Regions from separate parts of the Homo sapiens genome. Here region 1 is linked to region 2. A link is a contact called in ENCODE Hi-C data. All regions are on one chromosome and are shown on one strand. Each heading gives the region's core, a stretch centred on a gene start or an enhancer-like site at or near the end of the contact. The rest is flanking DNA. Distances are from core to core; before and after follow the strand shown.

Evidence for each region. A loop is a pair of places that touch in the nucleus more often than their neighbours do. Pooled maps may share reads with other maps.
Region 1: a map of naive thymus-derived CD4-positive, alpha-beta T cell shows a loop between it and region 2 (9-fold over the local background). The contact joins the promoter of RALB here to the promoter of THORLNC in region 2. A Hi-C loop is called at or near these places in 3 of 168 maps with a recorded cell type or tissue (ascending aorta and naive thymus-derived CD4-positive, alpha-beta T cell) and 9 of 50 pooled maps.

Annotation. Positions count from the first base shown.
Region 1 is chr2:120,250,568-120,256,168 of GRCh38, forward strand. It overlaps RALB (RAS like proto-oncogene B), which reads left to right and starts at 2,285. Exons shown (of 5, transcript NM_002881.3): 1 at 2,285-2,413. RefSeq lists a silencer at 1,978-2,567 and an enhancer at 3,068-3,337.
Region 2 is chr2:118,181,605-118,187,767 of GRCh38, forward strand. It overlaps THORLNC (testis associated oncogenic lncRNA), which reads right to left and starts at 4,782. Exons shown (of 3, transcript NR_144530.1): 1 at 4,627-4,782; 2 at 3,734-3,786; 3 at 1,318-1,718. RefSeq lists enhancers at 4,767-4,946, 5,087-5,136.

The DNA of each region.
Region 1 (5,601 bases), core at 1,035-3,534, 2.1 Mb after region 2:
AATAAATACTTTAGAAGGATGGAGTGTCTAGAATGCTCTTTCCATGGCAGCAGTCGTTTACAGCATCCTTAAGGAGTCCTGCTGGGGATCTTGTATTTCTGCTGCTCAAGCCCCTGGCTCTGCTGGGAGTCAGAGTTCTGGTAGGGAAACTCAGCAGACAAGAGGTCCCCTGAGACCTGGAATGAGCCACCTTAGAGGCAGCTGAGGCTGGTGGCCTCTTGGTTCCCTTCTCCCGTTGGGACACGTTTCCCCTATTGGTGTCCTGTGTGAGACAGCCCCGCCAAAAGGGTCCTGCCACTCCTCTCTGAATATACTGCACAGCTCAGGGTCTGGCATGTCCAGGATCTGAATAGATGATCCTGCTGGAGGAGTCCCAGTAGGACCCCTCCGAGTTCTAGGCAGGCAGAGAATGAAAGCAGCATTTCTCAGAAAGCCCTGTGCATCCTGTTACCAATGCAAAGGAATGGCACTTCAGCACCCCAGAAAAGGTGGGGAAACCTCCTGCATCTGCTGTGGGTCCTAGGGGATGGGGGGCAGGTGGGAACAGTAGAATCCTGGCCTGTGGCCTGATTTCTGACCCTGTTCCCTCAACTATCATACCCTTTTCACTTGGGTAGGCTGCTGCAGCTGCTCTCCTCTCTATACTTGCATTTGACAAAGGGTACCACCACAGCAGGCCCTTTCCACCAGGCTGCACGCGGTCACACTTGATACAGATGGGCTTTGGGAGATAAGGCTGTACCAGATTGGTGATCACACACTTGACTGTACATCGTGGCCTCTGGTGGCAATCACTAATGTAAGCTCACATTCCTGAGGCACTCACCAAGTTCCTAGCACTGTACTGAGAGCTCTATGTGGACTTGCATGTACATCTTCTTACCTATAGCATGGAGGTGCTGCTATTGGGCAGCTGGTGAAACTAAAGCCCACAGAAGTAGTTTCCTAATTAAGTAACTGCTAGTCACAAGGTAGAGCCCTCCTTTAATCCTATGCTTCCAGACTCCAAACCTGTGCACTTAACTGTTACTCCGTAAGAAAAGGTTTGGGTCTGATTCCTCTTCTAGGTTATAAATACTAGGGAGCTTCCTCTTTGAGAAGCCTCCTACCCCATCTCCTTACTGTACCTAGCAAAGTGTCTGTCATACGATTAGCACTCAATAAAAGTTTTAAATGTGAATGAGAATGGTAAAAACAGAATACTTAGTAGGCTAACACTAGGATATTCTTCTGATTGCACTTTTTTGTTAAGTTGGTCACTTAAGACTAAGGTAAAGCTTCTGTGCTTTTTGATATAGATGCTGATGGAGGGACTGGATCTGGTAGATACATAGCAATCTAATCATGGCCCAAAGCCTCCAATATAGTATACACATGCATCCTAACTTACAATGATCAACAATGAAAGAATTAATTACACTGTGCTAGCAGCCATGGATATCACATTGCATAAGAGATAGTTCCCTCCCTTAGAGATAAGAGGCAGACGTTTAAACTGTCAGTTGCGATGGCTTGTGACTCTCATGAGGTCTGCGTAGGGGTCAGCACGGTCACAAAACCTGTGGAGGAGGAGGTGGTTAGGAAGGAAAATCCACCGAGATGAAGCTGTACTGGATACAAAATCACACGTTCCTGGGCTTTGGCAGGGAGCTTGCCCACTGCACTTCCTGCCTCGAGGCTATGGCTGGGGTGGGATTCTGGCCCTTGTAGGCGGCCTGGGTCCAGTCTCCGCCATGCACTCACTAACTCCATTACTGCTAATGGGATGTCATCAGCGAAGCGAGTGGTGGCGGCAGGTGGAGTCCCGCCCCAAGACCCCCGGGCGGCATCCCCATCGCCGCGCTCCAGCACTCTTCGCCACCTCGTAATTTTCTTCTGTTTCTGTATGATCAGGTCTGTCCTTCGCTTTTGCTTTCCATTACTTCGTCCTAGCCCTGGCCTGAATCCCACAACTGGCGCCCCACCTTGTGCACCCGCACCCGCCCTCAATACCGGCGGGCAGCTCCTCCACTGCCGCAGGGTTACCAGCTGCGTGTCCGAGGGGCAGAGAGAGAAACAGAGGGGGACGGGGCAGGCGCGCTGGGCCCGCCCCCCCGTGCCTGGGGCAGCTTCTCATTGGTGAAACCTCCTCCCCGGCCGCCCGCTGCTTGGAAAATCAGCCTCGGATTGGCTGACAGCCCCCCGACGGGCGTGGCTTCCGAGGAGAGGGCAAGAACGGAAGCGAGGGCGCGCTCTCGAGAGGAGGGGTTGCCTAGGCGACGCCGGAGGCGCGCTCGGGGGGTGGGAAAGCGAGCCCGGCAGCTCAATGACAAATCGGTGGAGGACGGCTGGGGTCCGGCCCCGGGAGGGGGCGGGGCGCGTTTAAGAGCTGCGGGCCGGGTGCGGACGGCGGAGGCGGCGGGACTGGTCCCTGGTAAGGGCGCGGCGCCCGCGGGCCCCGGGCGGGGTGGGGCGCGGGCTGGGGAGTGGGGTACGCCGCACGCCCGCAGCCTCTTGCTCCCTCCGTGCCGGGCTGTGGCCGGGCGGCGGCAGGACATGTCGCGCCCCGAGGCCGGCGGAGGGCGACGCCCCGGCAGCGGCCCCGCTCCGCTCCGGGAGGACTCCCTGGGGGAGTCTCGGCTTCCTGGGCTGCCTGGGGCTGAGGAAGTGGGGGCGGCCTCCGCCTCTCCCTTGTAGCCGCGGTTCCTTCCCTATCCCGCAGATGGCTCTGCTTCCACTTCCTGCCGCGGGCCTCCCGCTCGGGACCGTCCACTTCCTCAGTCCTCCGGCCGCGGCTTGGGCAGGGTCAGGGCTGGGAAGTGTTGCAAAAACTTAACTGCCCTCGGAACTTGCACGCGCCGTGAACTGGGCGGTGTTCCTAAAGGGCTTCGGTTTGCTGGTTTTGTTTTGGTCCTGTCTTGCAAATGAGCATAAAGTTGTTTCTCCCCCAGCCTCCTCCCCTTTCCTTTCTGATAGGGGCCAGCGGCGAAGGGGCTTCTAAGGGGAAGCGCCTGGACTGGGCATCGCCGTCCCGGTTCTTGCCGCCTGTGGGAGTGTGAGGTTAACCGTGCTCGGTGCAGGGTTGCGGGGCGCGGAGCTTGCTGCGTCCACACTGCTTGTGTGAGCAGTGTCCTCTCTGTGCTCATTTCCAACGAGAAACGTTGGAACTTTGGTGTTCTTATCAGGTGAGTCTTCGGGAGAGAAGTGCTTGTGCCTGGCGGACTGAATGAATTGGCCGTGGAAGAGACTTGGCTGATTGCTCATCTGGGTTACCTGTGACTCATCTTCAGCCCTTGTAGAACAGTGCACTTTCTGCTCTGTCCTGGTTTCCTAACCTCATTTCTTCTGAAGTTTTGGGGATGGATGGTGGGCATGGAGTATCAGAGGGGATAGTGAATCTTTTAGAGGTGTCAATGACTGATGTTCCAAGCAGAGCCATAAGATTGTTGGATGTCAAAGCTCAGAACCGGTCAAGGCTCAGAATGCTCCTTAAACCTGGAGCAATAGAAGCACAGTATCGAAGTTCCCAGAAATGGGCCGACCATGAAAGGTAGCACTGCATATTGGGAAAAACAGGAGGGGTGAGTTTGAAGACCTGGGTTTGATGCAGGTTCTGAGAGTTTACCGGTGTTGTGATGTGGAGCACGATCTTTCCCCCTCTGAGCTCCAGAGTCAGCAACTGTAGAAGGGTGATGATAGTTATCCTAATTGTTAGGATTAAACGAAATAGGAGCGGGGGAGAAGAAGGCCAGGGAGACATATCCTTTGTGCGTGGCTTTAGTTGTCAGCCGGTCTGCTTTATTCTGACCACATCTGGGGCTTTCCTTCCTTGCCCATTCACATTGCTTCCCATTGGAAACAGCACTCTTATCGGAGATCTCAGCCAGATTTCCCTCTGCCCGAGGAATAGAACATTTTCCCAGGATTGTGTGTGGAAAATAGTGTAAGTTATTAGATATCTTTTGGGAACTTGGGACCTAGACCATAAGGATAAACAGGATTTAGAGTCTTCCACGGCATATGAAGAGATTTTGGTAGAAGATGAGGGTAGAAAAGTTCTAAATTCTTGCCTTGACTGAAGATGGCTTGAGATTCCATGAAAAATTTTAAGCCTGAGAATTGAGATAATCCTTTTTTTGTTTGTTTTTGGGGGCAGAGTCTTGCGCTATTTCCCAGGCTGGAGTGGAGTGGTGTGATCACCGCTCACTGCAGCCCCCACCTCCCAGGCTCAGGTGAGTCTCCCACCTCAGCCTCCCGAGTAGCTTGGTACAGTCTTGCACCACCATGCCAAGCTAATTTTTGTATTTTTTGTAGAGATGGGGTTTCACCATGTTGCCCAGGCTGGTCTCGAACTGCTGGGCTCAAGCCATCCTACCACCTTGGCCTCTCAAAGTGCTGGGGATCACAGGTGTGAGCCACCCCGTCTGGCAGGGATAATTCTTTCTTCCAAATCACGTAATCCTACTATGCCTCTTTGCATTTAGTTGCTAAATTCTTACCCCCCTCATGTAACTTATGGAAGTTAGAAACATCATTAGAGACCTTTCTTGAAAGCTAAATTTGGAGACAATGTAAGACTAGAGTGCGAAGAGATCTAGGTGAACTCTGTAGTTTTCCAGTGTAACTTGTCTCCAGATGGTATACAGGAGTCCCACTTTTCCTTGGCTCCAGTTACTGCTAAACAGCCCCTGCTCTAGACATGCAAGACGCTTGGTTTTTTTTTCGTTTTGTTTTTTTAAATGAATGTATGTTCTGAATGTTATCGCAAAGAGAGCCGAGCACAGAGGAAAAGGAACTCTTCCTTCATCACATGGCGGAGTAGTTAAGGAGGAGAAAAACTAACAGTTACTGAGCATCAGCTGTCTGCTTGGCACAGACCACTGATCCAAGCCATACCAGTTAAATATGTGGCCTTGGAGATTTGACCATGGGCTGTCTCCTTTAGCTCCTCAGTTCTTTTGGTACCTAGGAATATAAATATTGGTGTATGTGTACATATATTCTTAGATATTCCAAAAAGCAGAGGGGCCAGTAGGCAAGAGGGTTGATGAGTCTTGGATAGGTGACAGTGGAAAGAAAGATGAAGAGGATGTGGAAGTGAGTGTCAAAGAGGGACGGTATATGTGCTTACTAGAAGCAATTGCAAAATTCTAGCCAGGTCTCAATTTCAAGTTTGTCACTTTAAAAAAAGTAGCTGCTTATAATTTTCCTTAGTGTTCTCCTGGCTGTTTTTGTTTTTGGTGATGGTGGCTAGTTGTTTTTTAGTTGAAATCTAAATGCAGAAAAGAAAAATGCCATTAATTGATAATTACCAATATATTGTTTTCATTGTTGCTTTTGTCAGTGCTTTGTGGGCATTTTTTATATATAGCATTGTTCCAAGCTATACGGCATGAGATGAAGGAAATATAGTAGTTTGGTCCTGCGTGCCTGGCTGCCTGTAAAGTTTGCCTACCTTTTGAATGAGTTTTCTGTTGCTGCATAACAAATTTCCCCAAACTTAGCAGCTTAAAACAACAGACATTTATGATCTCACACAGTTTCTGAAGTTGAAATCTGGGGACAGCTTGGCTGGGTGCTTCTGGCTCATGGTCTCTCCTGAGGTTGCAGTCATCTGAAGCT
Region 2 (6,163 bases), core at 3,532-6,031:
GTAATGTTCTATTACTTATAATTCTTTGGTAAAGCATTTTGACTTGGGAATCAGAAAACAAGATTCTTGTCCCTGGACCAGCTTTTTAGTCCTGCTGAGCCTCCATTGCTTTATTTTAAAAGCATAGAAAAAAAGGAAAAGCTAAATTATCTCTAAGATCTTTTAAGTTATATATATTTATGTGACATACAATAATTATATATAAATTATGTGTGTAAGTCTGTACGTATATGTATATGTACTTATGTTAATAGTTAAATCGACATCTACTTATCTACACTAATATCAGCAACAGTGAAGTAATTGCCCAATAATCCCAAAACAGAAAATAGTTTAAAATCCAGTGTTTCGTTTTGGAGTGCATAATTTAGTGATCTTACTGTAGATTTACTTAAAATAAGGATAGAATAAAATTCTGTTTCCTAGTAACACCATAGTTGGTTGATGCAAGTAAGACATCCAGGAGCATTAAAGGAAATTCACTTGGGTTGAAACAAAATCATCTGCAGATTAATGGCCACCAGCTGAGATCTGACTACAGTTCAATGTGGAGGCTGGCATCAGACAGGCCTAAGTTTGTGTCCTGACTCTTACTTTCCCTGACTAGAATAATCTTAGGCAGGTTATTTAACTTTTTTGAGTCTCAGTTTCCTTACTGGAAAGTGGAGATAATAGTACCTATCTCTCAGGATTGTTAAGGGCAAGAATTGTGCAAGTATGGGGCCTGACATAGGTTGGTGCTTCACAGATGGTAGCCATATTGGCATGCAAGACCTTCCTGGTCATCCACACTCCTGCCCTCAAGGGCAAGGTCAGTCTTGCTTCTCTTGGGTCAGCATGCTGCCTGGGAGTGCAGAGGCTTTTGCCAACCATTTGCATGAGGGGCAAGGACATCTTGACTATAGAAATGAAAGTCTCTAAAATGTGGCCCCTGGAAGAGCCATTCCCATTTGCTTTCCACCATGCTCATGAGGAGTCAGGGGATTTTCGTCATCCCTGTAAATTAGCCTCCAGTTACCAAACTTTAGCTGCCTCTTGCTATAGCAGGCCGATGCCTGGAGTACCCTGGCCAGCTCTCCAGCTAGGAGGGGGTTAAAACCAACATTTGCAGATAAAGAGGTAAACATATTTACATTCCTCTCTTCACACTTTATGCATATGTCATGCAGTGAATAGTTTTAGAGGTCTGTTTGTACTATCTCTCCAGAATTTTTACAGTCTGGAGGACACAAAATCTCTATAAAGTGACTTATTGAAATAGAAGCAGATTGGTAAAACCGTTTCCCTCTTATGAACTGTGAAGAATGATCCTCTAAATGAAATCAGGAAGGAACTGGACAGAATCTTGTTTAATGGTCTGACAAAATGAATCACAACGATTCCAGACATCCATCACTGCTAAAAGGGAACCACAAATGATCTGTGAACCACTATATATTGATTACCCATGTAGTACAAGTGTCGGATTTAATGTTCACACACCATAGAGAGGCGGCAGGGACAGATGGTGCCTTAACTCTTCTTTGATAGATTTTAATGGTGAAATATTGATTTCTGTCTGGCCAAGACCTGCTGTTAGGGGCCAAAGTCATTTGTTGGGTATTGCCGGACACCCAGTTGGCCCAGCGTAATCAATCATTTTTGGCAAGGCAGGTGAAAATCCAGAGAGAAGCACCTTGGAACCCAAACTGGAGCGTGATGTGTCTGAGTCCAGCCACCTAGAGAAAGAGGGAGAGAGAGAGGACTCTTGGAGATTGTGCTTGTAAAGAATTATTAATGATAAGACATGTTTACTGAGGAGAGTCGCAGCGAATCAGAGCTGACATGAAATAGTCCGGGAGCCTCGTGGAGAAAATGAGCCTCTTGCTAAGAGCGACTATATTTTATTTAAACATCCTTCTAAGGCTGAGAACTCAGGTAATCTGTTGTGTTACAAGCCACTGGCTGTTGTTGCTATCCAGAGAGATAACACTGAGGCGCTAATAGGAACACATCAATCACAATCAGGCTGCAATTCCAGCGGTGTCTTGTCCTCCCAGCTCCTCTTTAAGCTCCTTAATAATGGTGATAACATAGTTCGGGGGCTGCTGAGAGGGGCTCTCCCCTCTGAGGGTCATATTCATAAAGTGAATAGCTTGCCAAGTCAGCATCCAGGGAACGGGATCTATGCTGGGGGACTTGTGTGCAGGAGAGGGAGGGGCATGGACCAGCTGGGGAGGGTTGGACTCCAACAGGAGAATTTTCTATCATCTGTTGGTCCCTGGGTTTTGTGATGTCACTTCTGCCTCCTTCCTAAGAAAGGGGTGTGAGTGTGCATATTATATGTAATTATTAAATAACAAGAATCATTTTCTTGGGCAGCTTATAAAATGGTTTAGAAGGCAATTCCCAAAGGGAACCCTCAACATGTTCTGAGTGATGACAACCTCATGGGAATAAGTGTGTGGCTTCCCTGGAAGATTCTGGTGCAAGATATGTCAGGAGGGTGGGGATGGGTGGGGGAAGGGGCCATCCTAGTCTCTGCAGCTCTGTGTCAGCCTCTAACCTATCACCCTCAAGGTTAAGCATCTATTTACTTGTTTGACTCCCCCATAGGTGATGAGTTCTTGAGGGTGGCCATTGTGTCTAATTAATTATTGTATCCTCAGTACCCCAGCACATGGCTTAGGGACTCACAAGATGCTCAATACATGAATATGGCTGAATATACAAGTGCAGGCAGGTGTTTATGTTAAAAAGAAGTCAGACATACTTCCTTGCACCTTTTGACAGTTCACACGAACATGTGTGTGTTATGCATGTACATAAATATATAAATTCATAATAGAATGCACTGACCTTATGAAGACATGCAACACATTTTATATCTACTTGTGTGCTTTACTTTTTATGAAACAGCATAACTTAATGGATAATACACTGGACTCTAGAGCCAGACTGCTTGGATTCAAATCCTGGCTCCACCACTTATTAGAAGATGACTTTGGGCAAGCTGCTTCAAACTTTTGTGCCTCAGTTATCTCATCTGTAAAGTGGGGATAATAACAGTACCTACAATTTGAGGATTAAATGAGTTATTAGATGTGAAGCATTAATAGCAGTTCCCTGCAAACATAAGTATAAATATTTTATGTTATATATTATGCTTAAATTATATGTCTAGCCATGGCATTATATTCAAAATATTTACATAAATGAACGCATATATATGCATTCCTTTAGATAACAATAGAAAATAAGGTAGGTCGCACCATTTCAAGCCCAAAAGCCATATGACCAGAGCCAAGTTGGACAACGGCACGCAGGAGAATACCAGCCTAGGGCACTCAGGGGGCATATATATATGCATCAAAAGCCTTTACATGGTTGGTATTAGGAATCCCAACAAGTATTTGCCTTGTTCTCTTTGATATAGCAAACCCGCGCTTAGAGCCGTACGTTTATCTTGGTGGAGCTTCGGTGGGATGGTGGATATTTTGATTCATGGTAAATTTGTGTACTCTTAACGCTATTTCATGTTGGGGCGTCAGTGGTCGGTACACTTGCCTGACTGTATTTATCTACCAAAACCTGTAAGTGTGTGTCTCTAGCTAAACAAGTGTATATATTGGTATTCATATACAAAGGCGCTGCAGGACAGGAGGAGCCCAGCTTTGTGGACGGCCCAGCTGTGCAACCTGCCCCCAGATGTGAGCCTGCAGGCGGCAGATTCCGCTTAGATTATCTTGCTTACCTAATGATGTTTGCTTCACTGCCTTGCTCGATTGTGTTCACCAGGACGGCAGGCTATTAAAATGTCAAGGCACATTGAATTGTTGTTATCCGGGAGAGAGACCTTTCCAATCAACCTGTGTTGTGGGGGTTGCAAAAACTCCCTCCGAGAAAGCGATTGGAGAGAGGCTTTATGGCTTTTTTACATAGATGGGGGTGAGCGGGGAGGTTGAGAGAGGGCACGGCGGGGGAGGGGGGAGGAGGGGGCGGGGGGAGAGGTGGGGCAGGAGCCCGGGTTTATGGCAGCCGGAGTGTGCTAATTAAAATGCCATCTTCTCAAACAGGTATTGGTGGCTTCTTGCTTTTCCATTTATGGATAACTGCAATATGGCCTTGCCGTTTGGTTTAAAAAAGGGAGAGGGGGAGGTGACTCACAGCGGGCAGTGGCAGTGGGAGCTGCAGTGCTGAGGATCTGGGTGGGGTATAAGGAGCGATTGTAAGGCAGAAACACCAAGGAGTTATATCCCTGATGTATTGGCAGGAAGGGCTAGAGAAAGAAACAAAAACAAAGACTTCCTTGGCCCTGCGCCTGTCCAGGCTCTGCTAAGAGCCACGTTCCCTGCATACAGACGTCGGCGGGCCTTTCTGGGTGACAGTGCTGAGCCGCGGCTGCAGTGTCACCAAGCGGCACCTCGGCCCCGGCCCCGCCCGCGCCAGCTGGGACAGTCTGGAGACCTTCTTTTCATGCCGTCAAGTCTCATTTTGCCAAGGATTTATTTTTCTTCGGGGAGAGAGGGAGAGCGGGGGCAAAGGATGTTCTCTTAAAGTATCCAGCGATCAGAGCCGCTGAAGCCTCCAACCAGAAACTCAAACTTCCCTGGATTGACTTTTCCCCCTTTGTTCACATCATCTCACAAATATTTGGCTTTCCCCGGCCACGTCTGTTCTATTTCTGCTCCGGAGAGATGGCTTTGTTTTTGCTTTCGTGCGGTTCTGCGAGGCGCTCCACGATCCCGCCCCCTGGCATGGCAGCACCTACCGGCGGCGCGAACTCGGCTGCTGTGGGCTGCTGCGCGCTCTCGCCTTTGTCAGTTTCATCAGCCGGCGTTTCAGCTGCGCGCGCGCATGCGCCTGCCCACCCCTCCGCCAGTTCCGGGCTTGCGTCCCCGCCAGGCTCCCGCGCCCGTGGTTCTCAAGTTTCCCGCCCTTCTAGCCCGCGCTACACCCTTCCCAGCTCGCCACTTTATTTTCTCGTTGTTGGCGCAGCCCGTTCTTCCGGCCTAAACCAAATCTCATTTTCGTTCCTCGCCTCCTCCCTCCTTCTCGTGACTGGATTTTGGCAGAGTATCTCTGTGGGGCTACCCCAGATCCCTCAGCCTTGGATCCTTCCATGGGCCATGCTCCTGGAGTGTCACTGGCCAGCGAGACTTGCTTTGGTCTGTTTTCCCCATCTTTTATCTGAAGACTTCTACCCCCACAGCCGCAGCACGCAGTCCGGCGCCGCTTGGGAAGCTTTGGACGGGATGCTCCCTCCTTCTGCTTCCCTAGTAGGGGTGAGGGCCGCATATTTGAGTTCCCAGGCCACTTTTCTCTCCCCTATAGCTTTAAAATGCTTCCTTGAAAGTGTCCGTTTACTTGTCTTGAATTAAATTGGTTTATTTATTTAATCAACACATATTTATTGAGAATCTACTATATTTAAGTATTAACCTGTTGTTAAATGTTGGGGATATACTGGGAAGAAAAACAGACACCTCTCAGCCTCCCATGGCCTATAAGAGATTTTCTCTGGGTCGAGGACCATGCAGTATTTGTTTCTGTAACCTGGAACATATAGATGCTCAATAAGTTTCAAATGGACGAAGGAAAGAAACAAATTCTCTCCCTGCCCTGAGCCACCCCCCATTTTCTATGTGCTGTATCATAATGCCGAAACACAAGCTCACTGTGATAACGTTGGTAGATTTTTCTCAAATTCCTGTATTTTCATTTTCTCCCCCTCTCCTGCTGAAGGTCTTCAGAGCCACCAGGTGGCTTTGGTCCAGTTCTAGCACTCCATTTTATTAAGGCACAGATAGGACAGCGTCAAATATCAAGTGGTTAATTGGTGATGGAGCCCAGAACAGATTTGACCTTGGGCCTCCACAGTCCTAGTCCGTGGCTCCGTAAATGACACATAGACTTGCATGTCCTTGTCTCCTGTGCCTGTCACATGTCCCCCAGCCAGAATGTCAAGAAAATGTTAAAGCAGGCTGGTACCTAGTTTCCATTAAATTCTCTTCTAGGTTCTTCCTGGACTCTCTCTGGCACTGCTTAAGAGGGAGATTAACTTAATGGATATTAAGACATGATTTCCTTTCTTAGCTTCCCCTTAGCCCCTACCCTTGCCCTCAATTAACTGTATGCAGCACAGTAGGCTCAGCTCTATCTTAATTGGATTTTCTGACAATCA